4 separate regions of the Homo sapiens genome follow, and all the other regions are linked to region 1. Evidence: read pairs that join two places in POLR2A ChIA-PET (ENCODE). Cell type or tissue: CD4-positive, alpha-beta T cell. All regions are shown on one strand. Region 1 holds the start of BCL11B (BCL11 transcription factor B). Region 2 has its middle 54 kb from the start of LINC02295. Region 3 has its middle 270 kb from the start of LINC02914. Region 4 has its middle 38 kb from the start of LINC02295.

Region 1 (8,000 bases):
CAACTGTTGAAAGGCAAGTTTTGTGGTCCTGACTCTGCTATCAGGTGACAACGTGAAAAACTCCTCTAAATCCAGCAAAGCTTTAATTGAGTGCTTATGGCTCCCAGAAATTTGCTGTAATTTTCAGAAATGACATAAAATAATTCTAGAAGATACAGCAGGAAGCCCAAAAGGCCTCTTTTGTCTTTTTATGCCTCTGGATTTGATAGCTGCTAAAGATTCTAGAACTGTAAGGAAAGAGATAAGGACCACCTTGGGAGCCTTATTAATATGTACATAAATATGATTTGCTTGGTGCCTCCACTGTGGTTTCCTCACAAGTTAGAATAAGTCCATCCACTGATCAGATCGGAACATCGTATTCATGTTCATCTTCTCAGTCAATAACACTTATAGATCCGGAGGAATAGAAATGAACAGACAGGGGTTGCTTCTGAGTCTGCCCTATACCTGTGAATATGAAACGATTTGCCCTCTCTTTGCATGGTTTTCTTCTTCTTCTTCTTCTTCTTCTTTGTTTTAAAGCACCAAAAATGAAGCCCAAAGTAATTTGGTAAGATGTGCTGTTGAATTGCTACAAAGTTGACTGCGTTTCAGAGGGTGGATCTGTGTTAAAAAGAAAACAACAAAAACAAATGAAATGTCAGTTTTCTTTCTGCAGAAACATTAGGACTTCCCATTTCTACTGACACGTCTTATCTTGATTCTTTCCAAATTTTTGTAAAGACATAAGAGATAAAATATAACAGCTCAGAAGGCAAAGATAACATTGTAGGATCTCGAATAGAGTCCAACCTCAGCTGAGTTAAGTATTGAGAATCGTTCAAAGAATTTTAAACAAAAAGCCTGGCTTGGGGGTCACGTGTCTGTTTAATCTGCCCCCACTGCATGGTGTGTTACACGCAGCACACACAGGGAATTAAAGCCCCACATAAGGTTAATAAAAATGCACTCTGATTTGATGAAATGATTTCTGATTTCTGAACTATTCCTCTATAAAGAAATTTAAAGTGACTGAGAATATGGAGGATTATCTGCTGGAATGCACTGTGAAGCTAGAAAAAGAATAGCAGGGAAATATTTGTGAGTTCAAAAAGCTTTTTGACATCTGCTCTGTGTGTGTGTGTGTGTGTGTGTGTGTGTGTGTGTAAAGATAGTGCAGAAAAGGTGGCATTTATTTCCATGTGATTCCAGCATGCACAAAGCCCCAGCTTTGGGCCCAGCACACAGTAGGTCTGCAGCAGGTGCTAGAGAAATGAACCTGGTTTTAAGATATTAGTTCAGGACCACATTTGGACCCACACTTTTTCCTTTTACATTTTCATATGTGAGCCACCTGCACCCTCTTTTTTGGGGGTGGGGAGGGGGCAGGAGTGACTTGTATTTTAAACAAAGGTTTGGTGAAGAAGAGGTGGGGTGGGGTGCGGTGGGGCGGTGCAGTGACCTTCTCAGGAGAGTCCTGAAGCCCCCTCTCGCCTGCCTGGGGTGCTGAGGCAGGGGTGGGTACATGGCTGTGGGCCGAGGTCGACCACCCCCCTCCCGCCCCGCCTGCTGTCTGGGCATCTAGAGAGTGGGGAAACATTAGTACGGGGCCAGCTGCGGAAGCCTGGCAGGGTCGAGGGAGAGGTCAAGGTCGGCCGAGAGGCGGCTATTGATCCGGCTTGGAACGTGAGACATGGAGCGCAGCAAGACTAAAGGGGGAGCTGTGAGACCAGACATTAACAGCTTTGCGCGCTGATGAGGCCCGTGCCAGACGGGCAGAGGGAAAAAGAGGAGACTGGAGTGGCAGCTGGGATCGCTCCCTGCCTGCGCCCGGCCGCCTCTCGGGAGAAGAGGAGGAGGAGGAGGAGGGGAAGGAGGGGGAGAAGGAGGAGGAGGGGGAGGAAGATGCGGAGGAAAAGGGGGAGGAGGAGGGCGAAGGGGCCGGCTCAAGGCTGGGCAGGGGCAGAGCAGCCTCTCCCCGGCTGCCGCGAGGTGGAGCGCGCCGGCGGGCGGCGGCGTGTCCGGCCCTGCGTCCGCCCGCCCGCGCGTCCCTCTTCCCGCCGTCGGGGCAGCGCGGGGCCAATGAGGAAGTGCTCCTCGGGTCCGTGGGGCACGCGCCGGCCCACGCCAGCTACTTCCTGCTGGGAGTGGGGAGGGGGTGCCCCCTCCCCAGGCACGGCCCCTTACCGCACGCGGGGTGGCGGCTGCAGCTGGGACTCCGAGAGCCCTTGCGCCGCTCGCGGAGGGGCTCCCTTTTCCTGAGGGGTCCTCCCCGTCCCGCCTTGCCACTGGCGGGGTCTGCCTTCCTTGTAATCAACCCCAGGAAGGTGAGGGTCGTGGGTCGGGATTTCGAGTCCCGGACCGCCGGCGGCGCTGGGCTGCAGGCACGCCGCGGTGTTTTGGGTCCAGACCTGTCCCTGACGCGCTGTGTGTCCTAGGGCAAAGTGCTCACCCTCTCTGGGCTTCACATCGCTAGTTCTCAGAAAGAGAGCGCGAGTTGATCTTTCAAATTTAGAGTCCGGGCGAGTAGGGATGGCCAGTTTATGAATGTCTTAAAGAAGTTTATTAAAGGTGCGTGTGGGCATATTTTTTTTAAGCCACTTTCCTGGAAAGATTTTCCCGGTGAGAGGGATGGCAGAAGAGGGAGGCCCTACTAGACTTTGGACCACGTGGAGGTGGGGTGTTGGGGGTGGGCAGCCGGGTGCAGCCTGCCCGGCCAGGGCGAGGAGGTGCAAGTCCGCGCCCCGCCCCCGGTCTCCATCCGCTCGGCCTCGCGTCCGCCCACCGTGGAGCCCACAGTTTACAGAACTGCAAGCCAGGGCACATTTTATTGTTATTATTTTTTAGGGTATGGGACTGGAAGGGATCTCTTTCTGTTCTCGCTCACGGACTCTGGGCGCTGTTAAATTGTTGGTGCCATCGCCCCACCCAAGACCTTCGGGACGAAAACAAAAACCCCCGTGTGCCCCCCGAGGAAAAGGCCCCGAGGGAGGCGGCGCTGAGGCGTCACGGCCTCGCCATGCGCCCGGGTGAAGCCGCCGGAGCCAGGCCTGGGGGCGGAGTGGGGTGGGTGCAGCTGGACTCGCCCGCGAAGCCTAGCCGGAGCCAGGCCCCGACCCGCCCTGGCCGCCTCCAGAGAAACCCTGAGAAGGGAGAGGAGGCCAGCCGCGTGGCGCGCCCAGCCCTGGAGGCCAGGTCATCAAATTGACAAAGTTGGCCACAGCCTGGGGAATGGGGGGTGTCCACGGGGGCCGTGGTCTGGCCTTGTCCCCGGGCCACGGAGAGGCCCCACAACTCCTCTTGTCCTCGCCGGTTGGAGATCAAACGGCTGACAAGGCAGCTGCGTCCTTCCCAGTCTGACAGGCATTTCCAAGTCCTACCCTGGGCCGAGGAGCGCGGGGGGCGGGGTGTGACTTCCAGGTTGCTGTGATTGTCAGGGGCGCCTCCTGGAGTCACCCACCCGAGTATCTGCGGAGATTTGGCCACACCTACTCCTGGGCTGGCAAGTCCAAGTCCCTCTCCCACGTGGAGCGCCCCGGTCCCTTTACCCTCTCGCTTGCCATAGACCCAGTTTAGGAGGTGGGGTCGTGTTTGACCCCAGGAGTTAATCGGGGTAAGGTGAGGGGAGGGGACAAAGATTTGAGTGAAAATCCTTTTCCAAGTGGGACTCAAACAAGGTCTCAAACACTTCTCACCCCCTCACGTGCTCTTGATTCTGTTGTCTTAGTGTCGTTTATTTTGTCATCCTCACCCTCCCAGAGTCTGTAATACCAGGATTTATATGGAGACACTTTTTGGAAGTTGAACTCCAACATCTACTCCCCTCCCCTCGCCGCCCGCGACCATAAAACAAAAGTAAAAACTACCAAGCGACTTTTCCAGGGAAACGAAGCGATTCTTACTGTCCCCCCAACTCCCATGTCGACCCCAACCCTTTTCCACAGTCCACGCCCCCACCCCCAAAGTCCAAGTCCGAAAGAGCTTTTGGGTGGGTGGAGACTTGCATTGATTCAATTTAGTTCACTCACACAGCACCCCGCCCCCCTTCTCAGGGGGTCCTGCTCCCAGGATGGAGGAGATATAAGGACGATTTTTCTTTTATTTTAAAATAAGCTGCCCAGTGGCCCCCCCCAACCCCCTCCCGCTGTTGCGCAGCCGGGGCTCGGGGGAGATGAGCGCACAAAAACGCGGTTTGCACGTGTGTCCGGCTTGGGCTGCGGGTGTGCGCAACTGGCGACTGTGTGTGTGTGTGTGTGAGTGTGCGCGCGCGCGCGAGTGTGTCTCTGTGTGTGCTTTCTTGTTCTCTTACAGGGTACAATGTTAAAAAGCCACCGCTAGTCGCCCCCAGTGCTCCGACTCTCTGGGTCTTTTTGTCTCTAGTGCAGATTAAACGTCACGTCCGCACTTGAACTTGAATTTTATCCCATTGTACAGAGGCAGCCCCAGCCATAGAGAGACCGAGAGCTCCCAGAGAACCCGGACTCCGCCATCTTCACGTTGCAATCTATAGCTCCCAGTCTGCGCCCGCACCGACCCAGGCGCACTGGGCGAGCCGCCCCTCCGCCCCGCTCCCCCCGGGCCCGCGGCGCCAGGGGAGCGCTGGGGAGCGCTCGCGGGGACTCGGCAGCCCCTCCGGCCGGCGCCAGCCTGCCAGGTGAACTGGGAAGGAGCCTCTCCTGGTGTCCCCCCAGAGCCTCGGAAGGGTCAGTCTCCGAGAAAAAACAAAAACAAAAACAAAAACAGGCAGCCCGCAGAAAACCCAGAAACAACCGAACCGGGGCAGTTTTACATTGCTTTGGGTTTTTTGAGGGGGCGGGGTGAGGGGGTACGAGACAAGTCCCCAAGTTTTCTTTGCTTTTTTTTTTCCTTTGCTTTTTCTTCTTTTATTTTTTTATTTGTTTGCATTTTTTTTCCCCTCCTGGTAGAAGTGCGCTTTCCACCTACCAGACCCTGAAAGAAAGTGTCAGGAGCCGGTGCAAAACCCAGTTTAAGTTCAAGAAGACATTTGCAAGTGCAAGAGGCCAAGCAGTTTGAAGAAGTGTAAGAGATTTTTTTTCCTTCGAAAGAATATATTTTTAAAGAAACCAGCCAGTCCGCGGAAAGCAACAGCAGTTTTTTTTTTTTTTGCCTCTTTTTCTTATTTTAGATCGAGAGGTTTTTCTTGCTTTTCTTCCCTTTTTTTTCTTTTTGCAAACAAAACAAAAAACAGCATAGAAGAAAGAGCAAAATAAAGAAGAAGAAGAGGAGGAAGAGAGGGAAAGAGAGGAAGGGAAAAAAAACACCAACCCGGGCAGAGGAGGAGGTGCGGCGGCGGCGGCGGCGGCGGCAGCGGCGGCAGCGGCGCGGCGGCGGCTCGGACCCCCTCCCCCGGCTCCCCCCATCAGTGCAGCTCTCCGGGCGATGCCAGAATAGATGCCGGGGCAATGTCCCGCCGCAAACAGGGCAACCCGCAGCACTTGTCCCAGAGGGAGCTCATCACCCGTAAGTGTCTGCGGAGTGCGCGCGAGGGGCCGGAGATGGGGCTCCGGGCGTCTGGGGCTGGGGACACCGAGCCCGGAACAGCCGAGCCTGGCCAGGCGCCGGGGCCGCCCGCTGGCTGGCAGAGTCTACGGCGTCGGCCTGGAGCATGGCGGGGGGCGGGGGCCATAGGAAAGTTTCTTTGCAGCCCGGGGAGTTGGGGCGCCGAGCAGCCGGACGCGCCTCGGGCTCGGGGGCCTGCGGAGCCGGCTCCGGGCCGGGGAGGGGGCATGCAGGCTGGAGGAGTGTGTGTGTGTGCGCGCCGAGCCCGGCTGGACGCTCGCCCCTCCGAGCGGCGTGTGTGGCGGCGGCGGCGCTGGTGGCGGGGTTTGGAGAGGAGGGGGAGGGGGCTGGGGGAGCGGAGGGGGAGGGGGAGCCGGGAAGTGGGGAAAAGTTGGCGAGCGCGTGGGTCCGCGCTGACGGCGCGGGCGGAGGAGAGCGGGGTGCGTTCCGGCTGGGGGAGCCGTAGGGCCAGGGGCGGCCGCCGGCTCCGGGTCCCCGGTCCCTGCGCCCGGCCCAGCAGGGTGCCGGCCGCGCCAGTCCTAGGATTCCGCAGCCGCCTTTCTCTCCCCTCCTCCTGCTATTTGCAAAATAATCCAGCTGCGCGGCTGTTTGCCGGGCTCAAGCCCCCCTCCCCACCCCCCACTTCCCCACCTCCGTCTGTCTCCTGGGATGATCTTGTCTTCTTTCCCCCACTTCAAAAAAGGTGGGGGGATTGGGGTTGGTGAAAAATCCCCGCCACGAGGAAAAAAAAAAAGGTTGTCAGTTAGGAGTGGGAAGAGAGTGATGCGCTTGTAAAATAGTAAAAGAAAAAAAAGAAAAAAAGGAGACCCATCAATCTCGTATCCATCTTTCTATCTCAGTATCTTTCATCTTTCCTATCTAAATAAACAAGGCAGGTCGCAGTGGAAATCCACCGGCTGAAATCGTGTCGATTTCAAGCATGTGGCTGGGCGGGCAAAGTCAGGCAGCGGGGCAAGACAAGCAGCAGCTTCCACCGTCCCTGTTGGGTTTATTTAGCAGAGGGGAAAAGCGAGCGCGAGCGGGCCAGGTACGGTGTTTGCAGGGGAACCCGCCCCGAGTCCCCGCACACTTGCACCGGGAAGGTGGCTTTGCGGCGCTCCCCGCCCGCCGCAGCCCGCGGGGCGGCTTCTTCGCTGCGCGCGAACATTTCCCCGCCGTTCTTTCTCTCGCGGTGCCTGGGTCGCCGTTCCTTTTTTTTTTTTTTTTTTTTTTTTTTTTTTTTTTTAACTGCAATAGAAATAAAACATCCTCTGGGTGCCATCGAGACCGCGGGCAGGTTATATGCTTGCAATCCGCCGCGCACCTCGCCGGGCTGGGGCCGGGCTGCCCGCGCGGAGCTCGAGAGGGCTGCGCGCCCAGTCACCGCAGAGGACTGGCTGCCGGGCGGCCGAGAGCCGAATATTTATGTTATATTTTAAAAAATTTAAATAAATAAATAAATATATAAAGTGGTTCTCCCCTCCCCTGAAAACCCAGCATAGGAGCCATCTGCTCGGAGCAATTGCTGTTGCCATCTCTCCTTTGTTACAGCAGATACATTAGTAAGAATTTGTGGATTTATTATGATTTTTTTTGGGGGGGGGGGAATAGAAATTAAAGTGGGATTCGCCTTGGGAGAGGGATGCCTCTTTGGAGGAAGGGAAGAGGACTTCTCTTTTATTTTTCGCCGTTGTAACACCAAAGAAGACTCGCCGGCTGCGTTTAAAACAAAATGTTTTGCAGCTAGATTTGAGCTTGGTTTGATCAAGGTCTTTTTTGCCAGTTGACATTTCGATCCTTTACCAAGCCACAGCAATCGCTTATTCTACACCCTTCCCCCTTTAGATGGGGTGGTTGTTAAAACGTCTATACTTGCAGAGGCTTAATTTCTCCAGGAGGCAATTTGCCCCACGTAGCCTCTGTATAATTGCAAGGGTTGTTTTTGAGGAGGGGGAATTGGGGGGGTCGGGGAAGGGGGAGTGGATGGGGGTGCACTGCCAAGCTGGCAGCAGCGGCGAGCCAGGAGTGGTTGCAGTTGTGTGTAAGGGGAAGAAGCAGGTAGGTTCGCTTTGCTTTGGCTCTCCTTCTCCTGGCATTCCTGGGACATCAGGCGAGAGCCCTGGCCAGAGGACTGGTGGCAGCTGGGCATGGGGGTGAGGGGTGCCTGGTGCAGCACTTTCCCATCCTTCATTTGTTCCCTGTCTCGCTCAGCCCTGCTCAGAGCCACGCTGGGGAAAGCCAGCTGACACTGGAGCAGTGGCAGGGAGGGAAAAAGAGAGAGGCAAAGGAGAAGAGAGGTGGAGAGAAAAAGGGGAAGGAGACCAGAGGGCAAAGGAAAGCCGGCCTGCCTTTGAGGGGCACACGGAGCCCAGGCTATGTGTACAGGTTTAAGCTAGGAGAGTGGTCCAACCAGTTTTCAGACAAGGCTATTTATTATCCAAAAGCAGCTGGCTTTTCGTCTGTCCTGTGTCACCTGGGAGGGAGGTGGGAGAGCAAGC
Region 2 (8,000 bases), 1.1 Mb after region 1:
ACAAAGATTATAAACCAAAGAGGAAACAAGTCATTTCTTTTAGCTCTATACTACTTCAAATGTCACTGCTCCTCTCGGTCCAGCTTCTTAGAGCAATTACATGCACCATCAGGATCCTTGGTGATTTTGTAGACTTTCTTGGTCTTTAGTTGATAGTTCAAGGCTTTGGAGAGGTATCAAGGATGCTTGCAAAGATGGCAACTAAAGGCCTGGGTAATCCTTCAACGAATGGATCCCTTGTTTTCTGCATTCACCCATGTTTGGCTTAGTCAGTTGTGGTATGTCTATAAGCAGATTTCCAAGCTTCTTTTGCTGAATTCTGAATGGCAGATAAAAGATTTCCCAGTGATTTGATCTTAATGGTGTTTTGGGGAGTTGAGGGGTTGAACTCTTTATGGGAGAAGTGAATTTTCATGGAGAGATCAGGCTTTCTGTGATTCTTTAGATAGGCAAGAGACTGCAGTGCTGAATTGAACCTCAGAATGGGGCTCTTCTTTTTCTCTTGCTCAGCGAGTCTTCCAGCATTTATGTTAGCTTCACAGTCCTAAGGCAGCCATGCAACAGGAAGCCCTTCTAATTATTCCCAGTGATTCTTATAAACATATCTTTCTTTATCAGTTTCCCAGACTCAGTCCTGGTCATCCCTGACCTCAAGGCTCTCCTAGTCTAGAAGAAGAGGTGAACACTGGCCCATTACACCTGACTTAGGCCCTCCCTCTTTCCCCAGCCCTTTGAGATGCTGGAGATGACTTGCCTGCTGACCCAGCTCCCATGTCATCCTTGAGAGTGTGGGCAGCTCCAACATGACTTTCCTTCTGGAGTTTGGGCCACCAGGAGTGGGCGTACTTCTGCCTGTCACTAAGCAGACATGACATGAGTGGGTACAACTGACATGTTTTTTTTTTTTTTCCTTTTGGATGTGTGGGTGCCTGCAAGATTTTCTTTTCTTCCTTCCTTTCAGAAGTGCAGCAGGGAGAATGCCAATCAGGAGTTGGTGGTTCCATCCACAGCCATTCAACCGGCCACCCTGACTGAGTTCCTCAAATCATAGACATCTATGACACTGTGGCATTGAGATCTGACAGTATGCGGCTTCCTCACTCTCCCATGTTGGAGGATGCTCAGAGTGCTGCCGGAACAGGACACAGAGATAGCACAGATCTTTCTACTAATAGAACACCAATACTGTGGAAGACTAATACTAGCACATACTATAATAAAAGTAGGGCTTTCTGTTCCTGTATACGAATGTTTTAGCTTACATTTCACTTCTTTCACTTTCTTCATGGAAAGCTTGCAGCCTCATCTTCCCAATATAGTTAATATTCTCTTTACACTTCCTGCGATGGCTCCCATCCCATTCCATGCTTTCCCTTCCACTGCATGCCTTATGCATGTCGGTCTATGTTCAATGTCTGCGTTTGCCATTAGACTATGAGCTTCACTAGGAGGAAGAGTGAGTAAGTGGGTCTTATTCATCATTGTCCTCTCAGTGTCCAGTATGGTTCCTGGCATAGAGTAGGTATTTAATAAATACATGTACAATTGAAATAGGATTCAGTATTAACTTTAATGACCCCAAAGACTTCTAAGTGATGCAAGAGAGATCTTATTAGTCTAATTTAAAGATGAGGAAACAGGTTCAGAGTTGGTGACTGGGATTAAGCCAAAGCTCTAGAGCCTATTTTCTAACTCATATTGATATTTTCGGGGAAAAAAAATATGAAATTTTGGTCAAGACCAGAGAAATGTTTGATATTCATTGTCTGTAGAATGAACATAAAATGGTCTTTAACACTTATATCAGGCAACCAATTTAGGAAGCTATAAGTCATTGCTCACCTATGTAGTTTGGAAAGAGCCTTGTGTATATAGGCAGTCAACAAGAATGGGTGAATGTACCTCAGTTTCCTTTCTGTACAGTAGAGGCAAACATATTTCCTATACCTAGTTTACTGTGTTGGTCTCAGGAGTGAATGCGATATTAAGGGTGCAAAATTTGGGGAGACTATCTCTGTCTTAGGTGATGGGCATTTACTGAAATGCCATCCCCATTCCATTTTGAGAGCCTGTCTCTGTCATAGTATAAGGTGTGCCCATCTATGCCCCCTTCCCAGCCATGATGTTCTCTAGTTTCCAGAATGCTGGGTCTCTAAGAATTTTATTTTGAAATCTTCATCTTGACCTGGTCCTAGACTCTATCCCTTTATGTTTATGGGCCAGGGTGTGGGGAAGGTGCACTGGATTTGTCTTTGGGATTATCTTGCCAATCTGCCAAGAAAAATAGTTGTCCCTCAGAAAGGGGAGAAATTTAGACAATACATGTTCTCCTAATGCCAATGTTTATTGGTATCAACTAGCTCTATACACACATTGGTATGCTACCTTCAGATCCCAACATTTCTGAGGCGATGGATATAATTCTACAATCTTGGAAGTTTCCTTTTTTAAAAAAAACAGGTGGAGGCTTTTCAGCAAAATCCAATTCTGCCTAACTATGTCTTTTAGCTTGCTTCACACATTTAAAAATTTAGAAAAGTGTGTCCCACGCCCAGGGAAATTTGCCCCAAAGGTAATAGAGATGACTCTATCTTGATGATTGATTGATGCTGGGGTGAAAGATCTATGCTGATCAATTGTAGAAGAAAGAGTTACCTCTAGAATGTTCAATATTCTCAATGGGAGTTTCAGTTCTAGAATTTTATTCCATATCATGTAATGCCAAGATTAATCATAAAAACAAATATTTATTTTCACAAACATCTCTTAAATGTGTACAGTTGACTCTCCCATTTACATAAAAATTGGAAGCTCAGCTGGGATTTCTGCTGGATCCAGGGGTCAGACTAAGATTAATACCACACTACTAGTGGCAACTGTCACTGCCATTTCTCTAAGTCCTGTTTTGTTTAGAATCTTGAATTACTAGAATCACTGTAACTTCTCCCCTTCTCAACCTCTTACTCGCAAGAGCTCTTTTGAGCAAGTTTTATAGCTTCATCTTATCCACCCTTTGGTTATTGGAATCGGGTAGTTGCTTTCCGGCTTCTATTTGAGAAAAGAGATCTTCCTATCTTTTGCACCTGGGAGTGTGTGACTTATTTAAGAGCAAGTTATTTGATGAAGTGCACAGTTCACTAGACCTCCTAATACCCTAGAGGGATAATTCAAAAGCTGTATCCAGATGGGATGACGTGGACACCTCTTACATAAGACCACGGGAGATAAAAGCTTTATCAATGGACTTTATCATTCATTGATCAAAAGTCTTCTGGCAAACTTCCCTATCATCCTGTAATGACATAGGGCCATCTTAGAGACTTCAGACAAGGCCCATTTGAGAATCCATGATGGGCAGGTATCTGGAAACCAGGCAACATACGCCTTGGGCATCTGATTCTTTCTTCATACTTTGAATCACTTATGCACACCTCAAATAATTGAGCATCTACTATGCTCCAGGAGGCATTGTTTAGGTACTGAAAATGCAGAGGTAAATAACATTATTTCTGCTTCAAAATAACCTCAGAGGTAGTCAAACATGGGTATAATTAACCAGAATGAGACACATTGACTTATTTTCTTATCAATTTTCTCTTCACTTCATGCATGTTTTAGACTCAAATTCTTCCTACTCCTCACTGATACTGATGGCAATTTTGGCAGAAAAAATGAGAGCAAGAGCAGTAAGTAAGAGGAGCACCAAACCAGAAAGTATCAGGAGGCAGGAGTGTCTGTCCTACCTCTGTCCTGACAGGACATGAGTGTGGCCATAAGCCAGTCAAGTCATGGCTGTAAGTTTCATTTCCTTAGCTGTAAGATGGGCTACTGGTAACAGCTCCTGTTACTGAGTCAAAGGGGTTGCTTATATGTGAGAAAGCTTTGAAAAGTCTCCAATATAATGCAAATATGGGCAATTATATTAAGCAACTTCATATAGTCACATGCAACTAACTTTACCGAAGCAAACTGAAAAGGCATGAAGACACAAGAAGCCAATGGCCATTGAATCTTCTGCTAATCTTGTGAAACACAAAAAACTCCTCTAAGAAAATGCACAAACCTACAACATTTTGCAGAAAAAAAAAGTAAGGGTGTTCACAGACTTCCTGGTAGCCCATTTATGGAACATTAGAGAGCTTGTGGTCCCCATTTGGAAGCTGTCAGGTCGAAGGCAGTATCTTCGGATCTCAGTAGGCAGGACCAACCTAACCTAACGAAGAAAACCTCCCACCCACCTAGAAATTACCGAGCACCTAGAGTCGAGCCCCTTCTCCATCCTCACTGCTGTGTGTATCATGTGTATTTACACCTTACCGTTTCTTCTAGTGAAACAAAAGAACACCATCTGCCCAACCACATTCCGCTTCCAGGAAACTGAAATGAGAGCGGATGTTGTCTTTCACTGCTTGTTTTCATTTTTTCTTTATCCTTTTATGTGTGCCTCTATTTTTGTTATCGCACTCTTAAAAGAAAAGATATACTTGGAGCAATTTTACCTCACATTTCTCCCTGAATTTTCCTAAGCCTGGACATCCTTAGGTGCCAGATGCCTGCCGCACAGGAGAAGTGGTGAGTACTCCTGTGGCCATTTACCAAAATAAGCTTTGAATCACCCAGTAAACACTCCCTCACACCCCTCCACAGCAAGGGCCATGTCTTATTCCCCTTCTGTCTCCATTCCATCAGTTCTTAGCAAGTAGGGGTTGAGAATTTGAGACCAGGAACAGGTCAGGAAATACTGTGGGTGAGAGGCCACAGGAGACAGTTCATCAGAACAAGGGTGCCAGGGTGTGGCCTTCAAGAGGGCCTTCCTGTGAAAAGCTTATTGACAGAGGTTCTTATGACAGAGTCCCTGAGAAGAAAGGTCCATAACAGGGTAAATAATTCCCCCAAGGCCAGAAGGACTTGGGATTCTGCCCAGATTAGAAGCTCAGTCCTACCCAGAAGAACAACAGCAAGAGATTAATTCATGAGCAGCAGGTTTAGGAATCAAAGTAGACAGGCAGTATTGCCAGAGTGCATCAGAGAATCGCCTATGAAAGACAGAAGCCACAGAACATGGATAGAACTTTGTCACTGTCCTCCATTTGTCCATGCAATGTTTTAGTAAATGAACTCCTTGGTGGATAACCACTTAAATGAGAGTCTACTGACTTATTTTCGAGGGACAACGAGCAGGAAAAGGCTGGCAGACTGTGTCTATGAAGAGAAAAATGTTCTCTTTCCATTAAGGCTCAAGGTTGAGAATTAAATTAAATAGACAGCAGAAGAAGAAAAACCCAGTTCTATAATGGTGAAAGAGCAAGGCATGTGAACCCACCAATATTAGGTCTCAAAGAGATAATATCAAAAAGAAGGCCAAGGGTTGCAAATAACAAATTTAGTCTTCTGAAAAGTCCACAGCAATGTATCTTTTTTCCCTCCAAGATGAGCAAGAATTTAATCATTCAACCAGTGGCCTGGTTCTTGGGAAACACTGCCAAAAATTAAAAATTAAATGGATCTGGGGACTCGGTCTTGTTCTTCAAATTAACTTACCTTTTAAATGACCATTTATACCTCACAGCATGTGAGCCTATTTTTACCAGCAATGGAAACTTCCTACTGCTAGGTGTTGGGGTTACATTGATGAAGAAGACAAATTTCCTGATTTTAGGATGCTCAGAGTCTCTGACAAACTTCCAGGCTAGTGTGCTGGACTTCCCAAGATCACAGCAGATAAAGGCTGACTTTTTGTGTGCATGAGACTGTTTTTGTCCCAAGAACACCCCTTAAAATATTCAATACGTTCTTTTATTTATTGTTGGGGAAAGCAAAGCAAAAGGCTGATAGCTCAAGAATAGAGAAGTTCAGCTTTGATAGACTCTTATTTTCTCCCTTGTTTACTGAACATATCTAGGTGAAACAAACAAACAAACAAATCAATCAGGGGCTAGATTGTATTAGCCAATGTCTTTCTGGGAGAAAAAGAGGGTGCCGACCTATTTTCCGGTGTTTATGTAGCTATTAATAACAACTGCTTGGTTTTGCTAGGATTTGACTTCAAGGCAAATTAGGAAAAAAAAGACATTTTTCAAGGAAGAGAACACTTTTTGTGGTAAGAGAGGTGATAAAATAAAGATTCATCTAATGTAGGGTAGCAAATAATTGACCTCCAATTCCTTTCAAATAACAATGATAGTAACATGTTTTCTCTGTGTTCAGAACTCTCCCTTCTGAGCACTTCCCAGACATTAACTCATTTAATCCACACAGCACGCCTGGGCTCCAGCCGTGACTCCACCCCACAGTGGACTCCTGGGTTGGCGTGTCCACCAAGAAATCCAGGATCCTCAGCTGTCCAGGGATGTTGGACTTCCCAAAAGGATCTCCCCACAGAGATCTTTATATCCTCCTAGTTATTTTCATCAAAGTTGTATGAAAATCCATCCAAGGTGGAGGAGGGGAAGAACGAGGGCAGGAAACAGGTCTGGTTTTGTGACTACATGTGGTCTTAGCCCTAGTTTGCCTTCTTATGAAACAGGTGGGGAAAGTCACAGAATTGCAGAGTTCATGGGTGCTCATGGGTGTTGCAGGTTTGCAGGAAAGGATCCCAGAAGAAATCTCCCCAGGAGTCATGTAGCTTCTTTTCCTGGGGGCAGGTGGGTGTGCCATTTGCCACAGACAACAGTGTTTTGATTGTAAGGAAAGAACCTTTGAAAATATTTTGAATTAACTTTTTTCTGAGTAACTGTGCTTCCCCAGCCCAAGTGGAGGGGTGAAAAAAGGCAGAGGTCCTAGTTCCATAGCCTCACTCATCACATCATTCAATATCTGTCTGTCCTCAAGGAGAGATTATTGGAAATTCTTTCATAGCTCATGCTCCACTCTTTTACATTCATATCACGCAAAACAGAACTTTTCAAAGAGCTCATCTCTAGGTCAATTGTTCACTCCTCCCTTTAAACACCATGATATACAAGAAAGCCAATGTTGTTTGAGAAATGAACGCCTAGCGCAAGAAATGCACTCTTGATAACAAAGCTCTCTTTTATCAGACTATAATTAATGAAACTTCTTTCTGTCTTATGGAGTTACCTTGTTAGTCCCCATAAAACTCCGTTAAGTAAAGACATATCATTTTTTGTAGCACCAAGACAGGATTTCACCAATTGGAGGCTGATTCTTCACTTTATGACTTGATTTTTTTTGGTAGCACTGTATGTATTCTCTCATTGGGTCTAAGCATTTTTTTTTCTGGAATACTAAAGTATATTTAAATGTAAGAGAACAAGTCTCTGAACAAGAGGCTTTTTAATAGTTCAAGTTTTATATATGAAATGGTCCCAACTTTAGTCCATCATTTTTATTCTAAGGAAATATGCCTGGCAAGGACACTAGCGTTTCTGGACCTAGCTAGAGGGAAGAGATATTCTAAGACACTCTAGAACTATCTTTTTTCTCCTTTCTAGAGAGCCTTGGTAAATAGTTTATATAAAATATTTTTATGTTCATTGAAATAGCAAACACCCTGTGTGACCACATTAGATAAAAATGCAGAAATGCCCAGGAGAAAACCTCCAAGCATGTGATAATATGACAAATGCCAATGACAAGTCAGGACGCATTTCAAAACCTGCTCAATCCTTCTAAAGTCCATCTGAAACCTCAGTTTGGTTTTCACTCTCATATATATGTGTATATACATACATGCACATGCACACACACACACACACACACATACGCTCACTCCCACTCCTTTTCCAGTAGCACCAGTGTTTGTGAACGTCAAGAATTAAAGACAAAGTGACATTTCATACATCAGATGGGAAGTCCACTAGCTTATGTAATAAAGGGGGAAAAAGGTCCTTAAATTGCACTAATATACTGATTTTGTTAACCTGATTTGAATTAAAGCAAATAATCAAAATTGTGTTCAGCTCCTTCTATCAGAGGCAAACCAAAATTGGCTGTAAACTGTTTTGAACAATGCATTTCAAGCCTCAGCAGAGGGTGTC
Region 3 (8,000 bases), 830 kb after region 1:
TGCCTTCCATATCCTGCACCACCATGCTTTTATATGGGCTGAAAAAAATTTCCTTACTATGCAAGTGTCCTCCATCATTAATGCCTCTTTAATAAAAATGCTTCTCAAAGCCACTTTACTTCTAAAGGAAGCTGGAGTCATTCACTGCAAAGGCCAGCAAAAGGCATCAGATCCCATTGCTCGAGACAATGCTTATGCTGATAAGGTAGCTAAAAAAGCAGCTAGCATTCCAACTTCTATCCCTCACGGCAGTTTTTCTCCTTCTCATCTGGCCACTCCCACTTACTTCCCCACTGAAACTTCCACCATCAATCTCTTCCCACACAAGGCAAATGGTTCTTGGACCAAGGAAAATATCTCCTTCCAGCCTCACAGGCCAATTCTATTCTGTCGTCATTTCATAACCTCTTCCATGTAGGTTACAAGCCACTAGCCTGCCTCTTAGAACCTCTCATTTCCTTTCCATCGTGGAAATCTATCCTCAAGGAAATCAGTGTTCCATCTGCTATTCTACTACTCCTCAAGAATTTCTCAGGCCCCCTCCCTTCCCTACACAGCAAGCTCGGGGATTTGTCCCTGCCCAGGACTGGAAAATTGACTTTACTCACATGCCTCAAGTCAGGAAACTAAAATACCTCTTGGTCTAGGTAGACACTTTCACTGGATAGGTAGAGGCCTTTCCCACAGGGTCTGAGAAGGCCACCGCGGTCATTTCCTCCCTTCTGTCAGACATAATTCCTCGGTTTGGCCTTCCCACCTCTATACAGTCTGATAACGGACCAGCTTTTATTAGTCAAATCACCCAAGCAGTTTCTCAGGTTCTTGGTATTCAGTGAACTAATGGTCTTTTAAAAACACACCTCACCGAGCTCAGCCACGAACTTAAAAAGGACTAAACAATACTTTTACCACTTTCCCTTCTCAGAATTCCAGCCTGTCCTTGGAGTGCTGCAGGGTACAGCCCATTTGAGCTCCTGTATGGATGCTCCTTTTTATTAGGCCCCAGTCTCATTCCAGACACCAGACCAACTTAGACTGCACCCCAAAAAACTTGTCATCCGTACTATCTTCTGTCTAGTCATACTCCTATTCACCATTCTCCCATTCTCAACTACTCATAAATGCCCTGCTCTTGTTTACACTGCCAGTTTACACTGTTTCTCCAAGCCATCACAGCTGATATCTTCTGGTGCTCTCCCCAAACCGCCACTCTTAAAGTAAATAAATAATCTTTGCTGGCAGGGCTATGCTGAACCTCCTTAGGCACTTACTGTTTGGATGTCCTGAGTCCTCCCAATTCTTAGTCCTTTAATACCTGTTTTTCTCCTTCTCTTATTCCTTTTAGTTTTTCAATTCATACAAAACTGTATCCAAGCCATCGACAATAATGCTATACAACAAATGTTTCTTCTAACAACCCCACAATATCATCCCTTACCACAAAATCTTCCTTCAGCTTAATCTCTCCCACTCTAGGTTCCCACATCACCCCTAATCCCGCTTGAAGCAGCCCTGAGAAACATCTCCCATTATCTCTCCATACCACCCCCAAAAAATTTTCGCTACCCCAACACTTTACAACTATTTCATTTTATTTTTCTTATTAATATAAGAAGACAGGAATGTCAGGCCTCTGAGCCCAAGCTAAGCCATCATATCTCCTGTGACCTGCACATACACATCCAGATGGCTGGTTCCTGCCTTAACTGATGACATTCCACCACAAAAGAAGTGAAAATGACCTGTTCCTGCCTTAACTGATGACATTACCTTGTGAAATTCCTTCTCCTGGCTCATCCTGACTCAAAAGCTCCCCCGCTGAGCACCTTGTGACCCCCCCACCCTTGCCCGCCAGAGAACAACCCCCTTTGACTGTAATTTTCCTTTACCTACCCAAATCCTATAAAATGGCCCCACCCCTATCTCCCTTTGCTGACTCTCTTTTCAGACTCAGCCCGCCTGCACCCAGGTGAAATAAACAGCCTTGTTGCTCACACAAAGCCTGTTTGGTGGTCTCTTCACATGGACACGAGTGAAAGTTACCATGCTTGGTCCTGCTTCCCACTGTTATAATAGGTAGATTGGCAGATAAGAGCAGGACAAGAAAGGGCCCCGAAGAAGATCAGATGATTCCCAGATGACTGTCTTGTGATTGTCAGGTGGGCTCCTCAGGCATTATAAGGTAAGTGGTCACAACTGGGGGAAAAATTCCTGAGAAACAGGAAACATCTTGAGCTTGTGGGCAACAACTACCCAATAAGATCCTAGAAACTGAATCTTATTGGGAACCTTCATAATAAGGGTACCTTCATAACAAGGTACAGCAGACTGGGGGGTTTACACAATGGAAATTGATTTTCTTGTAGCTCCAAAGTCTAAATGTTCAAGATTAAGGTGTCAGCAAGGTTGATTTTTTTCTGAGGTCTCTCTCCTTGGGTGGTAGATGGCTGTGTTTTTGTCTGTGTCTTCACATGGTTTTCAAGTCTTCATGTCCTCACATGTCTTCAAGTGAGGTTGACCTAGGGCCCACTCTGAGGACCTCATTCTAACCTAATTACATCTTTAAGGCCCTATCTACAAATACAGGCACACTCTAAGGTCATCTTCTTCAACATATGAATTGAGAGGCAGGGGCACAATTCAGCTTATAACAGGTGTCATTACTCCCATTTTACTAATGAGGAAACTGAGGTAGCGTATTTTGCCTAAAGTCACACAGTGAGCTGGGATTGGAAACTGGATCTGTCTGAGACCAAAACCCACACCCCACCCTCCAAGCTGTATCGCTCATCCTGAATAAGGCAAAGTCAGGGCAGCCAACCCAACTTGAATCTTTAAAGGGAAAGCTGAGATGGGCCCCAGAGGACAGGAGATAAAGGGAATTGAATGCTGATTGCTGGCAGGGGTGTGGGAGGAGCTGCAGGACAGGCATTATGCAAGCAGAGATGGGAACATGGCTGTGGATTCCGTGTACCTTCTCAGACCAGCTGGTGCATGGTGCACTGATTTAGAGCTCCTTAAACATCCTAGGTGGAGACAGATCTAAAAGAAAGCTGCTCTTCTTGTGTTCCTGTGAGAGAAAGCTGCTTGCTAGCTGGAAAGACAGGGGATACTGTGGAGGGAGAGTGAGAAGAAGCCCAGTTCCTTCCCACATTACAGACCCTACGCTAATACAACAATAGGAGGTCGACCCATTGCTAATTGTTCTGGGAGGAGAAAGAGTGAGCATCACACGAATGTACAGGCACACAAGAGATGTAATAAACACAGTCTAACATATCACCAGCTCCCATACAGGGCTGATTTGCAATTGTAAATCCATTGGTAGCGTGCATGAATGCTAAGAACGTCGGAGTGCCGGGCTGTGAATTTGCCAAGGAAACTGGCGTGCTTTTCTACAAGAGAAGAAGTATATACCCTGTGGAAAATTATTTTTTTTCCTGTGCAATTAGGTCTGTCTCTCCATTTAAATCATTTTTAATAATCTCCTGATCAGTGCTGTATTTTTAACTGTGAATAATATAACTCTACATTTACACTAAACATAAACCATTGAACAAAAAGTATTTTATAAACTGGAACTTACCTTCCCTTAAATAATGGCTCCAAATAAGTGATTTCATGCAAGCAAGACAATCCAATTAAGCTGCTATCTTTGGAGCCGTAGGACTACATTGTTTAGCCCCACAGAGCAGGGATGGCCATACTACATCCATCGGGCCAAGTCCAGCCCATTGTTTTTGTAAATAAAGTTTTATTGGAACAGAACTACATCCATTTGGTTGGGTACTGTCTACAGCTACTTTTGCGTTACAACAGTAGAACTGAGTAGTTGCAGCAGCTATAGTATGGCTGGCAGAGCCTTGTATTTCTAGCTAGCCCTGTACAGAGAAAGTTTGCCCATCCCTGCCTTAGAGCCTTATGTCAGCAGGGTCCCTTCTCCATCCCAGGAAGCTCTTCCAGTGGAATCATACGAGGATGTGTCCAAGGCTCTCTTGAATCTGGTTCTGGTTCTAGTTGGCTCAGAACATCCAGTAACTAATAATGCTGTGACTACCATGGTTTGTTCCTGATGGTGTATTGGACTCAACTATCAACAGCAGTTCATAACTCAGAAGAGTCAGGGAAACCACTATAAAAAGACAAAATTGTAAAACGAGCACATATCCCTGTTGTTGGATGTTGGCACTGGTTCTAGGCCCACTTTGTGTTCAGACCCAGTCCTCGCTTGGGCCTCATTGAGCTCTCTCTCTGGGAGGGTTGACTTTTGCTGGTTCTTCTCCAGGTTTTACACTGGTCAGCTGCTTTCCACCTGAATGTGGCCATTGACAGCCCTGGGCAAGCAACCTGGCAGCAGGTGGAAGGGAGAAGCTAGACTACTTCTCTTCTTTCTCTCTGTCTCTTTGCCTTGGGTATATCTGTGGTAACAGCTTTATTTACTCTCAAGCAGGTTAAGCATTCGTCTAAGACTTTCTATCTAGGAAATGAAAGAGCCGAGACTCCAACTCTGCCATGGCTGTTTTTAAAGGCTCTGTTCTTTGCCACACCTGGTTGTTTTTCAGAGAGTGAGTGACCTCAGAATGCCACCCCCACTTCCTGCCCAGAGGTACCCAGCAAAGGTGAGGTGAAAAGAGCCCTTTAGTAAAATTACCATGGAGGGAGAGTAGAAAGCAAACTAGAGCAGCATGCAGGTTGGAGGCAAGGAGGCAAGTCAAGGTTCTCCAGAGGAACTTCTGGAACAAAGTTAGGACCATCAGTTGCACCCAGGCACATGTATTGTTCTATGCACTGTGCTTCCTTTAGCTTCTAGCTTCCTTGCCAAGATGACCTTCAAAGCATGGTTATCAATGAGGTGGGGCGGGGGGTGATGTCCCCGGGGGTGGGGAAGCAGTTTTGCCCCCAATCCTGAGGATATTTTGCAGTCTGGAGACATTTTTGGTTGTCACATTGGGTGGGTGCTGCTACTAGCACCTAATGGGTGGAGGTCGGGGATACTGCTAAACATCCTGTAATGCCCAGGACAGGCCCCACAGCAAAGGGTTCCATGCATTTGGGCCCCAAATGTCAATAGTGCTGAGGTTGAGCCACTTTCAGATTCAGAGTATTCACCTGACAGCATAAAGTAATTGTGGCCCGGCAAGGTTAATGAAATGAAGATTCCTGGAATAGTCCAGGAAAATATGTCCCCAGTGGAAGATATTCTTCCTCTATGGTTTACATTATGTGCCAGATCCCCTTCTCACACATATGTAAATTATTTGAATCCCTTCTTTTTCAGTAACTTCAAGTGGCTAACCACATTTCATTGTGAATTTCAATACCAGTTTACCTAGGAAAATGTATTCCAGATACATCAAAAGGAGCTGAATGAAAAATATCATGTGTATCCTTTTTATAAGTTTAAAGTCAGATTGTAATGTATTAGCAATAGATAGAATACTTTAGACTTTTCTTTTTTGGTCAAATCATGTTTGATTTGGTTAATCTCAGTTGAACAGGAATTTAACACCAGGTCTTTTAAGTGAAATCATTTCTATATTAATGAGATCCAGAGTGATTCAACTAAAAAAATGATTAAAAAACTAAAGTGTCCCCTTGCTGTTATTCAAATGAATGGAAGGAAAGAGGTGGTATTTTTGAAGCTCACTCTCTCTCTCTCTCTCCCTCTCCCTACCATCTTTTTCCCAGCCTAATTGACTTGGATCTGGCTCATCTTGAGTAGGTTATGTTTTCTTATTGTAACAGCCTTTCCCCAGCAAAATCATTCCCCTCACTAATGAGCTCCATCCTCCTATGATAGGGAGAGAGTTTTAAAAACACCCACTGTTCTCACTCTTTCATTTGAATAGCACCAAAGGGGCACCTTTTCCCATCATTTCTATCAGAGAGATAGGGTTGGATCTCATTAATAAAGAGATGATTTTACTCCAAAGAGCCCTCAGCATTGAGCCCTAACCTAGATTAGAACTTTGTTAAACACTGAGCCCCAGCCATTGAAAGGTCCTCCTGAGCTGTACCCACACCCAGTGTCACCAGAGCCGAGATTTCACCCATTGAAGGAATGGACAGCCAGGGTCAGGCTGTGCCCTCAGTTCCCAAACCTGCAGATCCTATGATGCTCTTTGCCTGACAGGTCTTTCACCTTTAATCAGCTGTATTTCACCTGTATTTCACAGTGGTCTTCTCAGACCTGACCCTTCAAACCCAGGGGCCTTCCACAAGCCATGCAGCTCGGACTGAGATGTAGGGGAAGGACTCCAGCAGAAGGGTTTCCCAGCCCTGTCTTCACTCCCACTCTCTGCTCCCTGTCACCATGCCTTGCCATCGTTCTTCTGGGTCTCAATTTCTATTCCTTCATAGCCCAGTTCACTCCCAAACTCCTGTCTCTGGCCTGCTAATTGCAGCAGACCCTCTGCCCCTGGGGTAATGAGAGGCAGGTTAGATGCATAGCCCAAGACACCAATGGCCCCAGAGAGCCGCTGACTTTGCATGAGTCCTCTCTTAGCCACCCTCATCTTTCAGGTGCCCTGAGAGCTTGGGAGAAAGCAGAGCCTGGTGGTTAGCATGTGGGCTCTACAGTATCCCAATTTGGGTCCAATCTTGCCATTCATGACCTTAGATACATGCCTTATATTGGAAAAGGTTATGTGTTTCTTGTGTTTCTGCACATCTTATGAATAAGGCACTGACTGCTCCTTGTTCAGGTCTATCTGTCTAAAGTTGTTTATAGGATAGTGTTTCCCTCTAGAGGAAAGAGCTAGCAGCCTTACTGTTAATTATAAAACATTTGGGTTTCCTAAGCTCAGAGATCCTCTCTTGTAATACGGGGAATTGCATATGAAGGTGTCACTTGGCTCTCTTTGTGTCATCCTGTGAGAATTGGAGCTTATGGGGAAGGTGCAAGAAATACTGATGCTCTGGCTACTTCTATAACTGTGATTAAAAAACTGTTCTGTATCTCTGACCCAGGAAGCTTGTGTCTTCCGCCAGCATCCATGAAACTGCGACAGGCTCACTTGTTAGCTGTTTCACAGTTCTTGACAACTTGCTTATTTTGAGCTTCAGCTTTCTATGTGTAAAATGGGAGAATAATAAGAATACTGCTATAAACTAAACATTTACATTTCTCTAAAATTTGTATGTTGAAATCCTAACCCCTAATGTGATGGCATTAGGAGGTGGAGGTCTTTGCAAGGGTGGAACCTTGAAAATGGGATTAGTGGCCTTATAAAAGAGACCCTAGAGAGCTCATTTGCCCCTTCTGCCATGTGAGAAAACAGGGAGAAGGTTCCATCTATGAAACAGAAAAGAAACATTCACTAGACAGTGAATCTGCCAGCACCTCGATCTTGGACTCTCCAGTCTCCAGAACTGTGGGAAATTGATGTGTGTTTTTATAAGCCACCCAGTTTATGGTATTCTGTTACAGCAGCCTGAACTGATGAAAACAAGTACCTCTCTTAGAAGGTAGTTGTAAAGATTTAATATGATAATCAATGTTAATGATGATAAACATTGGCAAATAGTAAGCATTAAATTAATGTTATCTAATTTTCATTATGTCACCTTTGCCTGTCACCTTATTATAGCAGAGAAGTCTGATCAGAGGATTTGAGAGATCACTGTGGTCAGAGGGAACCCTGATCTCAGCAAAATAACCTAGTTCTATTGTCAGATACAATGGTCATACAGATAGGAAACATTCCTCTTTGGATCACCAATTGGAAGGAGATTAGTGATCACTTTCCCCTCCTTTGAGTTTCCATCAGTAACTGCAGTGGACTGCGTCTTATTTTATTATAGTCCCTAGCTATGTGTAGGTACTTACTCATAAGATGGAACATATAAATATGAATTTAGTTCCCATCACCAGGAGGAAATACCATATTGGAACAATGTGCCCATTCCCTTGCATTTACAATCATATTTATCCTCTCTTAAAATCTCTCCCTAGCTCCTTATTGCTCTTGAGACAAAAATCTAAACACCTCCCTCTTTAG
Region 4 (8,000 bases), 1.1 Mb after region 1:
AGCCCGACTCATTTTTAATAGCACTTAGGTGGAGTGAGTAATGGTCCTCTATTCATGGAGAACTAAGATTGGACTTAGAATGGTTATGTAATTTGCCCAAAGCCTCTTATCTAACTGGACACTAGAGACCAGAACCTGACCATTCTCCTGATCTTCGCACAGCAATTTGTTACTGTGATCCGTATACTCCGTAGCAGTCTCACCTGTAGGTGAATCTGGTTTTCAAGTCTTTAGAAAGCCCCAAGAGTCAGAATACAACTTCAACAATCTGTATGGGGCACACCTGGTCAGAACAAAAATCCTGGCAAGTGTGATCACTGTGCTGGGGCCCCTCATCTGTTTCCAGTGTTTTGGCTGAACCCCAGAGAGGGACTGGGGCAGGGGCTTTCCTACCAGAGGATGTGACTCAGTCTGGGTTTCAGAGTCTCAAATAATCAATATTTCCATGCAAAGAGCAATGCATGTGTCCTTTCTTGCATCCCCTCTGACAAACACTATGCTCTGTCATCTGGGCTCTCTGTCCTGCTCCGACCCCCCTGAGCCCCACAGACCAAGGCTGTACCCCTGCACCCCAAGGCAGCCCACTGAGGTCTGGGGGCAAGTAGAACCTTTTCTCCACTCATGTCTTCAGGTCCCTGGTACAGAGCCTTGACTCCTCCCATCCTACCTTTGACTTGACCCTTACCTCAGGCTGGATTCTAGTGTCTTCAGTTGTCCAGCTGCCACTAGAATGTGAGTTCCCTAAGGAAAGGAACCCAGCCTTGTTTCTCATAAATAAACCCAATTTAATAAAATGCAGAGACTGTAGTTTGTTGGTCTTTGGATGCTCCATAGGCAGCAGGGGACTCAACACCCAGTAGGTACACAGTACATTGTTTAATGAGCAAAAGTGGAAGGAAGAGAAAGAATAAAATAATAAATTAGTGAATGAATGTTTCTATGACTGAGTTTATCGTGGATGTTCACTGTATATTGAAGGTGAAGGTGCCAGAGACTCTCCTCTCTCCCTTATGCCAACACACCTTAAGTGAAGATCCAATCAGGGAAATGGTCCCACACCATGGACATCAACCTGACATGTGTCTGGATTGATTTGAGAGTTGTAGAAAGGAGATGATTCATTGACGGCTTCTGCTTCCCACTCATGTGATATCAATGTATGTAATTCTTCTTTCAAAATCACGTTTCACTCTTTTTAGAAAATGAATGAGGTGGGAGGTTAAAATAATAACCCTCTTTTTTTCTTGGTGGAAAATAGTCTTTGTCAATGAAATGCTGTTGCTGATGGTTCACAAATCCATTCAACCCAAATTAAAGGCGTGTTTCAAATACTAGGAGAAAAATGGTATTTTTCTCTGGCATCCTTTTGCTTGAATTTTTCAATCTCATTTTACACTTGTACGCTAGTACCATGCAACAAGGTGAAGGGGAAGGATTTGAATTTAGATCTCACTGCTCACAGGCTGTGGGCCTTGGATGAAATGCTTGACATCTCTGAGCCCCAGTTTCCTTAGTTGTGAGTGGTCAATTGTTTTGGGGTTCAGATTTCAACCTATCCTCATGCTGTTTCTCGCCTCCTCCTAGAAGCCAGAGTTTTCAGGATTATCACTTGTGGTAGCTGTTCCTGACTTTGGAGGCTGGGACAGTTGCTCTGTCCCTATGCCACTCCATTTGAATAAGATCCTAATAGCTGGCTGCTGCTTACAGCTTCATTCTAAGTCCCCCAGCTCTAGTAAAGCCTTGTGGAAGGCAGTTTGTTCTTTGTAGGTTTTCGTTAGAATCTCACCTTAGTAACTAACTTGAAATTTCTGTGATTTGTGTCCAACAATTTCTATTTTCTGATCCACATTTGGCTAATGACCTCTCTCTAGAAGAAAGATTGCAAAGATCAAATGGGAAAATATTAAGCTTCTCTGGCCCTTTATTCTATCATCTTGCGTACTCTTGGCTAATCTTTAAATACACCCAGCAGGTTTCTGCCGCAGGGTCTTTGCACTTTCTCTTTTCCTCTGTCTGGGAAGCTCTTTCCTGGTTAGCAACACACTTTGTCACTTCGCTCAGGACACCTCAAAGCTCCCTTGTCAGTGATCATTCTCCCCTGCCCCCAGCATTTTCTATCCCATCATCTGCCTTTATTTTTCTTCAGAGCACTTATCACCTCCTGAAATGCCGGGTCTCATTTACGTCTCTATATAATGCCTTTCCCCAGCCCACCATTAGAGCAAAGACTTCCTCTCTTGTTCACTATTGCATCCACAGTGTCTGGCAGGTGATAGGTGCTCCATAAATATCTGTTGAATAAATATTTCTGTTTGAAATATAATAGAACTGTCACCCAGAAAATGCCAGCTATCCTGTGCTCTATGAATCACCTTCTCTTTGGAGAGAACCATGGGCTCAGTGGAAGAGTAGGGACCATCAGCCGCCACATGACTTAAGCTTTATGCTCTGAGGGTAGAATGCCCTGGAGTATGCATGTGAGAAGAGACAGCCACAGAGACAGGGAGAAAGGCCTAGAGAGAGACCGACAGGGACCAAACCGCAAGGTCGTAGACAGAGACATGTAGAAGGAAGCAGGTTAGAGAGAGGCCCAATGCAGGAGAGAAACAGAGAGATCAGAGCAGAAACCAAAAAAAAAAAAAAAAAAAAAAAGGAAGAAACAGAGAGGAGAAAGACTAGCCACATCAGAGTGGAAACAGGGAGGCTGAGCATGCAGGTACCAGGCCCCAGTCCTTCCACCCACTGTCCGCACTTCATCCTTCCAGAGTCTGCCTCTCACCTGCGCACAGAGAGATACTTCTTGCATCAGCCCCTGGCCCTTTGGAAGCCAAGCTTCATCCTATTTACTCAGCTCTTATGGTCAGAGCTGAGCTCTTTTGTGAGTGGCAACATCCCTGAGGGCTCTCCAGAGGCCTGGAAATCCTCTGTAGCACCAGGGCAGGGACAGCTAATTAATACTGAGAAGGTCTTGGTGGCTCCTGCTAATTGCCCTGACCTAGGCAGGTCTTCATGGGCTGTTACCTCCTCCCCAGCCCCAAGCTCCCAGGGGCCATGTCCTACTCCAAGCACAGGACAGCAAATTTGGAAGAGGTGAAAATTTTACTACATCTTTGTGCTTGACTCTGAAATTCATTACAAAGAACATCTGCAAATATGGACAACCTTAGAGTGTCCCAATGGCCAATACATGAATAACCTTTAAGTATATAATCTCACAGAAACCTTGCAAGGAAGCTGGTGCTGTTTTCCTCTTTGTAACTGGGCAACCTGAGGCTCTAATGAGTTCCAGTTTGGCCGAGGATGCCACAGACTTTAGTTTCATAAACGAGAATTAGGGTTGAGGTTGATCGATCTCTCTGACCCCTATAATTGCCACTATCCAAGGGTGTCTACAGGATACACCTTCAAAGTGGGACTACAGATTTGGTTTGCAGGCCCACGATCTGTTTTCAGAAACCTTTGAAACCACATGTAATTTAGAAATCAGAATTTGGTACATTTAAAATAATATGTCTCATAATTACATATCGTAGAGCATCTTGCAGAGGAGTCTAGGACAGCACTTAGGGATAGAACACAACATTTTTGCAGTGAAATAAATGACTGTTTACATTACATGAGAAAAATAAAGACTATAAATAGCCTTATATTAGTTCTATCAGTTCAGGTCAGGTTTTACCACCAGATTAATGATAAAAACTACTTTTGGTTTTGCAAAACTTCTTTGGAATCATGACTATAAGATTATAGGCTGGAACAGAATAAGTCTCAAGAGAAGGTCTTTCTTCTTTTCCATAGGTGGACCACACATATGGCAACCAAGAACCACACACAGTTTCACTTTATCAATTAGGTGTTGTTCACAAGTAGGGCATGCATGGAAAGCAGAGAACATTCTTCAACCAAGTTGTTGAGGGCAGACTGCTGTCAGCCTGGCCAGGTTTAATTTGGGGTGATGCCCTCATGGGTGTGTCACCCAACCTCAATGTGCATAGCAGTCATCCTAAACTCTTCTTAGGGAGGCCCCTTGGCCGGAATAAAAGATCAGCCCAGGGACCGATGCACAGTAAGTGTTCCCTAATGTTGCCTAAGATTGCTATTACCCAGAAGAGGCTTCATGGCACTCACATTAAACCTACATTAAGTAAGCAGACGCATAGACCGTGGGCATTCAACAATTGGTAACTTATTTCTCCAAGCCTTTCTCTAATCAGGGTCTTTGCAATGCAGTGCATTTAATGTGAAGCAGTGTTCAGATGTGCATTTCCCACCCTCCAGCCAGTGCACAGCTCTCCACTATTAAAGCTCATGCACCACCCTCTTTAGAAACACAGAGGGTAGAGTCAGGTAGAAATCACAGGAGACAGGGCTTTTTCTAGGACTTTAGTTAGGTACGTCTTCTCCAAAATTCTGGAAGAATCTTTCACACCACTCAAGACAGCTCATGAGAAAAAAAAGCATCTCTTTATATTTAGACCGGCGATCTCACCGCAGGTGCCCCACTTGTGTGGGAGACAGGCTATTTTTTTTTCTAGGCCCCAAGAAAACTTCTCCCTCCTCCCATCTGATAGGGTTGCTGCTACTTCCTTTACAGTGCAAAGATCAGAGGGGCAGCTCCCATCCCCCACCAGTGTGGCGAAGGAAGAGGGCAAAAAACAGGCCAGGTTTTCACAAAGGAAGACCAGAAGCTGCAATGATGTAACGAAGTACAGTGCATGCCAGTTCATGGGCAGGCAGGAAGGAAGGCAATCGCAGGCTTTGAGGCAGGGCACCTGCCTTCTACTTGTCTGATTTTAGCAGCTGGAAGACAAAAAATAACTTGGGCTTCCTGCAGCGTGAGCTCCTCAGTAATCCCCTCTGAGATGGGGTGGGTATGGAGTCTCCTCATATGGAATCACAGCTCAGAAAGGATTTGCTGCCTCAGTTTTCTCATCTGTAAAGTGCGTGGCTGATGACCACTTCACAGGACTGTGAGGAGGTAATAATCTTAAGTATAAGAAAGAATCTAACATATAGCTAGGGAGCAAATGAACTAAGGATTCCTAAGCTCGTGATTTTGCAATCATTTCATTTGATCCTTTCCAATCTATGGCACTGATTACTTTTATCTCTATTTATCAATAGAGAGATGAAGACACAATATGCTCAAATGATTTGCCCAAGTCATGGGTAAAACCAAAGCCAGTGTTGGTTCTTTCTGACTCTGAACATACATTAATTAATTTCATTCATTATGCTAATTGTAAAACTGAAGCTAAAATGATCACAAAGAAACACTGATCGGTAACTATAACAGTAAGAATGCAATTATTGTTCTGATCAAAGAGTCCATCTTTGCAAAGACTATTATTGCAAGAAAATATTACATGTTCCTATTTTTATAAGTAAGCACCCTTCCTAGCTCAGGGTAGAGGGTCAAGAATTAACTGTTGACTTAATTTGCATCCAGACTGCAACCTTTTTGTGGGCATCTGGGCCAATGTGCAAAGATGGACTTGCCCTGCAGATGGCATGACCCTGGAGCATTTCAGGTTCTCTACCTGGCTGAGTCTCTGGGCCTAGGAGGGGAAGAGGTTAACTTTCGAGACCTTTGAGAATGGGGACCTGTGTCTTTAATAGATTGGCCTGCTCCTGCCTTCTCAGGGCAAAGCGCAGCAGCTGGGCTGCCCCCCAGGCCCAGGCCTCCTGTTTTGCACAGCCTCTAAAGCCAGCGTGGCTCTGCCCTGGGAGTCTCCCGGCCACAGGTGAGGTTCCTTGGCCCCAGCAATGCCCAGGGGGCCAATCAGGCTGGGCCTGCATGAGGTAAGATGGAGAATCACCCTGTGTGCTCTGGGCTCTCTCAGAAATCTCAGCAGATCAATGTCACCGTGGCTTTAATTACCCCTCCTAGGCCTCATCCTTATTTCATGGCCTTTAATATGCCTGGTAGGCAGCTGTGGACACACAGATAAACAGCCACCCACCATGGCCTGGCCGGAGGTGGTGCCCACTGTGGCCTCCTAGGCCAAGGGACGGTGGTCTGACAGGGCCCTAGCCCTGCCCAGTGCAGAGCATTTTGACACCTAGATCCTTTGAGTATCTTGCAACAGCCCTGTTGTACAACGGAGGCTTGGCACCAGTTTGCTGAGGACCTACTGTGTGCCAGGCATTGCCCCTGAGCTGGAAGCACTGCGGCAGGCCCCAAGTGACTTCTCTGGGCTGTTTCCTGCTGAGGCCCCTCTAGTCACAGGCTGTCCCTGTGTGCTTACAGCCTTTTGCCTAGAGCAATGTTCTCAACCCAGGGCGATTTTGCCCCCAGGGGACATTTGACAATGCCTGGAGATATTTTCCGTTATCACAACTGGAGGAGGGACTGCTACTGGCATCTAGTGGGTAGAGGCCAGGGCTGCTGCTCAGCACCCTACAATGCACAGGACAGCCCCCCACAAAGAAGGATCTAGCCCCAAATGTCAACAGGGCCAAGGGGGAGCAACCATGTAGCACAGACAACTTCCTTAACATGGCATATATAAGGTTGTAGAGGTCCCAGGGACTTCCTGGGCCACTCCCTGAGTCAGGGTTTCTTCTTCAACAGTTTAAATCAACCATGGGTCCCCTTGCTCCTGACCGGCCACCCACCACACAGAGCTTGCCTCTTGCTTGTCCTAGTTCCTCTATCTGGATGTTCTCATTTTTTTCGAGGGCTGACATGCACCCATCTTTAATCACACCTTGCCTTGGAAGCCACCTGGAGTGGCCATCCCTGGCTTAGTTGTTAGCCCCGGGAATTGCATGGGTTGGTTTATGTTCCTTCCCCAATACCTATCACAGCAAACCCACAGGTCACACACTGAATCCCACACATGGTTCACAGGCATAGTTAAAGTATGGGAACTTAGTTTACATTTTTAAGTAGATTAGAGATATCCAGTGACAACTCTGTAAAATGGTCTTTTTATTGTACAAATGCGCTGCTGCGTTTCTCTGCATACACAAGGGACCCTGTGGCTCATGGGGAAGAACACAGGCTTTGCAGCTGTCCTCTCAGTCCCTGGGGGCACACAGCCCCCTGTGTCTGGATCAGTGATTGGGACAAGTCAGTGCTCAAGAAATACCTGTTGTGTCGATGAATCCATCGTATGTTCCTTGATGGAAAAGAAGAGTTTTAACTAGCTGACCCAGGCTGGGATCCCCTTGAAATCAGGATCAGGGGTAATGGCTTTTTCATTCTTCTAACTCCTGCTCCCATCCCAAGGTTACTAAATCCACATTTGCTAATCTTGGGATGCAGGCCTTCAAGAACTGTCATTTGGATAAGTTATTCCCTCCCTCTCAGCTCCAAGTTTTAAATCAGTAAAATGAGAAGAATGAAAGCACCTCCCTCCAGGTGCTCATGCGAGGGATTCCCGGTGTGAGGCCCATAAAGCATTGATGCCTGTGGAGCCGGGAGTGCAGTGCTGGGAACAGACTAGGGACTCTCTCTCTCTGGAGTACAACAGGTTGGGTCCTACTTCCATGTTTTTGCATACGATTTTTCTGCCTGAGACGTGTCAAGTAAAGGAGGCAGAGGGGGACAGGAAGAACTTCCTAGGGCACCTTCTCACTCCCCATGAGGAGTGCCTGAGGGATCTACGAACCAAATGAGAGGCAGTGGCCCCTGCTGAGGAGTCTCTGCCCCAGGTCAGCTGTGCTGCCTCCCAGACCACACAATAGACCTCAATGACTAGGAAAGATCCTTCCAAACCTTATGTCATGCCATTGCCAAGTGGCCTGGCTGGTATCTTACCTTTTCACAAAGCACCACATCTGAGGGAGAAAGAAGAAATACCTCTCAGGTTCAAATTATAATACAGGGTTTGACACTGAGTGGGATCATCATTGGGTTGTAATTTATTTTGTTTCTTAATGGAAACTGAATCTATAATATTTTTAACTGGTCAATAAACTAATCAGTTAGATAGCTGATTGCCTATTAGACTTAGAGAAATAAGAAAAAAAATTCACTTGTTTAGGTTTAGGAG

What was found. Peaks named below come from ENCODE experiments on the same cell type or tissue, not always from the same donor. Only the 100,000 strongest peaks of a DNase experiment are listed, where the experiment ranks them.
Region 2: POLR2A ChIA-PET joins it to region 1 with 26 read pairs; 7 of 35 experiments call an interaction of 5 or more read pairs at or near these places.
Region 3: POLR2A ChIA-PET joins it to region 1 with 10 read pairs; 4 of 35 experiments call an interaction of 5 or more read pairs at or near these places.
Region 4: POLR2A ChIA-PET joins it to region 1 with 15 read pairs; 7 of 35 experiments call an interaction of 5 or more read pairs at or near these places.

Annotation. Positions count from the first base shown.
Region 1 is chr14:99,268,624-99,276,623 of GRCh38, reverse strand. It overlaps BCL11B (BCL11 transcription factor B), which reads left to right and starts at 4,427. Exons shown (of 4, transcript NM_138576.4): 1 at 4,427-5,463. The coding sequence starts at 5,406. RefSeq lists enhancers at 1,567-1,616, 7,120-7,724, 7,725-8,000 and silencers at 2,017-2,216, 4,501-4,580. In CD4-positive, alpha-beta T cell, CTCF peaks have their summits at 4,095 and 4,299; DNase peaks (open chromatin) are centred at 1,713, 3,423, 4,343, 6,763 and 6 weaker places; H3K4me3 peaks cover 6,529 bases; H3K27ac peaks cover 2,927 bases.
Region 2 is chr14:98,185,981-98,193,980 of GRCh38, reverse strand. No RefSeq gene overlaps it. Among named protein-coding and RNA genes, the nearest start is that of LINC02295, 54 kb to the right of the region's middle. In CD4-positive, alpha-beta T cell, no CTCF peak of the experiment used is centred here; DNase peaks (open chromatin) are centred at 4,330, 4,770 and 6,493; H3K4me3 peaks cover 1,261 bases; H3K27ac peaks cover 6,949 bases.
Region 3 is chr14:98,440,829-98,448,828 of GRCh38, reverse strand. No RefSeq gene overlaps it. Among named protein-coding and RNA genes, the nearest start is that of LINC02914, 270 kb to the left of the region's middle. RefSeq lists an enhancer at 2,665-3,166. In CD4-positive, alpha-beta T cell, no CTCF peak of the experiment used is centred here; a DNase peak (open chromatin) is centred at 4,578; H3K27ac peaks cover 1,258 bases.
Region 4 is chr14:98,170,174-98,178,173 of GRCh38, reverse strand. No RefSeq gene overlaps it. Among named protein-coding and RNA genes, the nearest start is that of LINC02295, 38 kb to the right of the region's middle. In CD4-positive, alpha-beta T cell, no CTCF peak of the experiment used is centred here; DNase peaks (open chromatin) are centred at 363, 2,593, 3,923, 4,643 and 1 weaker place; H3K4me3 peaks cover 1,238 bases; H3K27ac peaks cover 7,913 bases.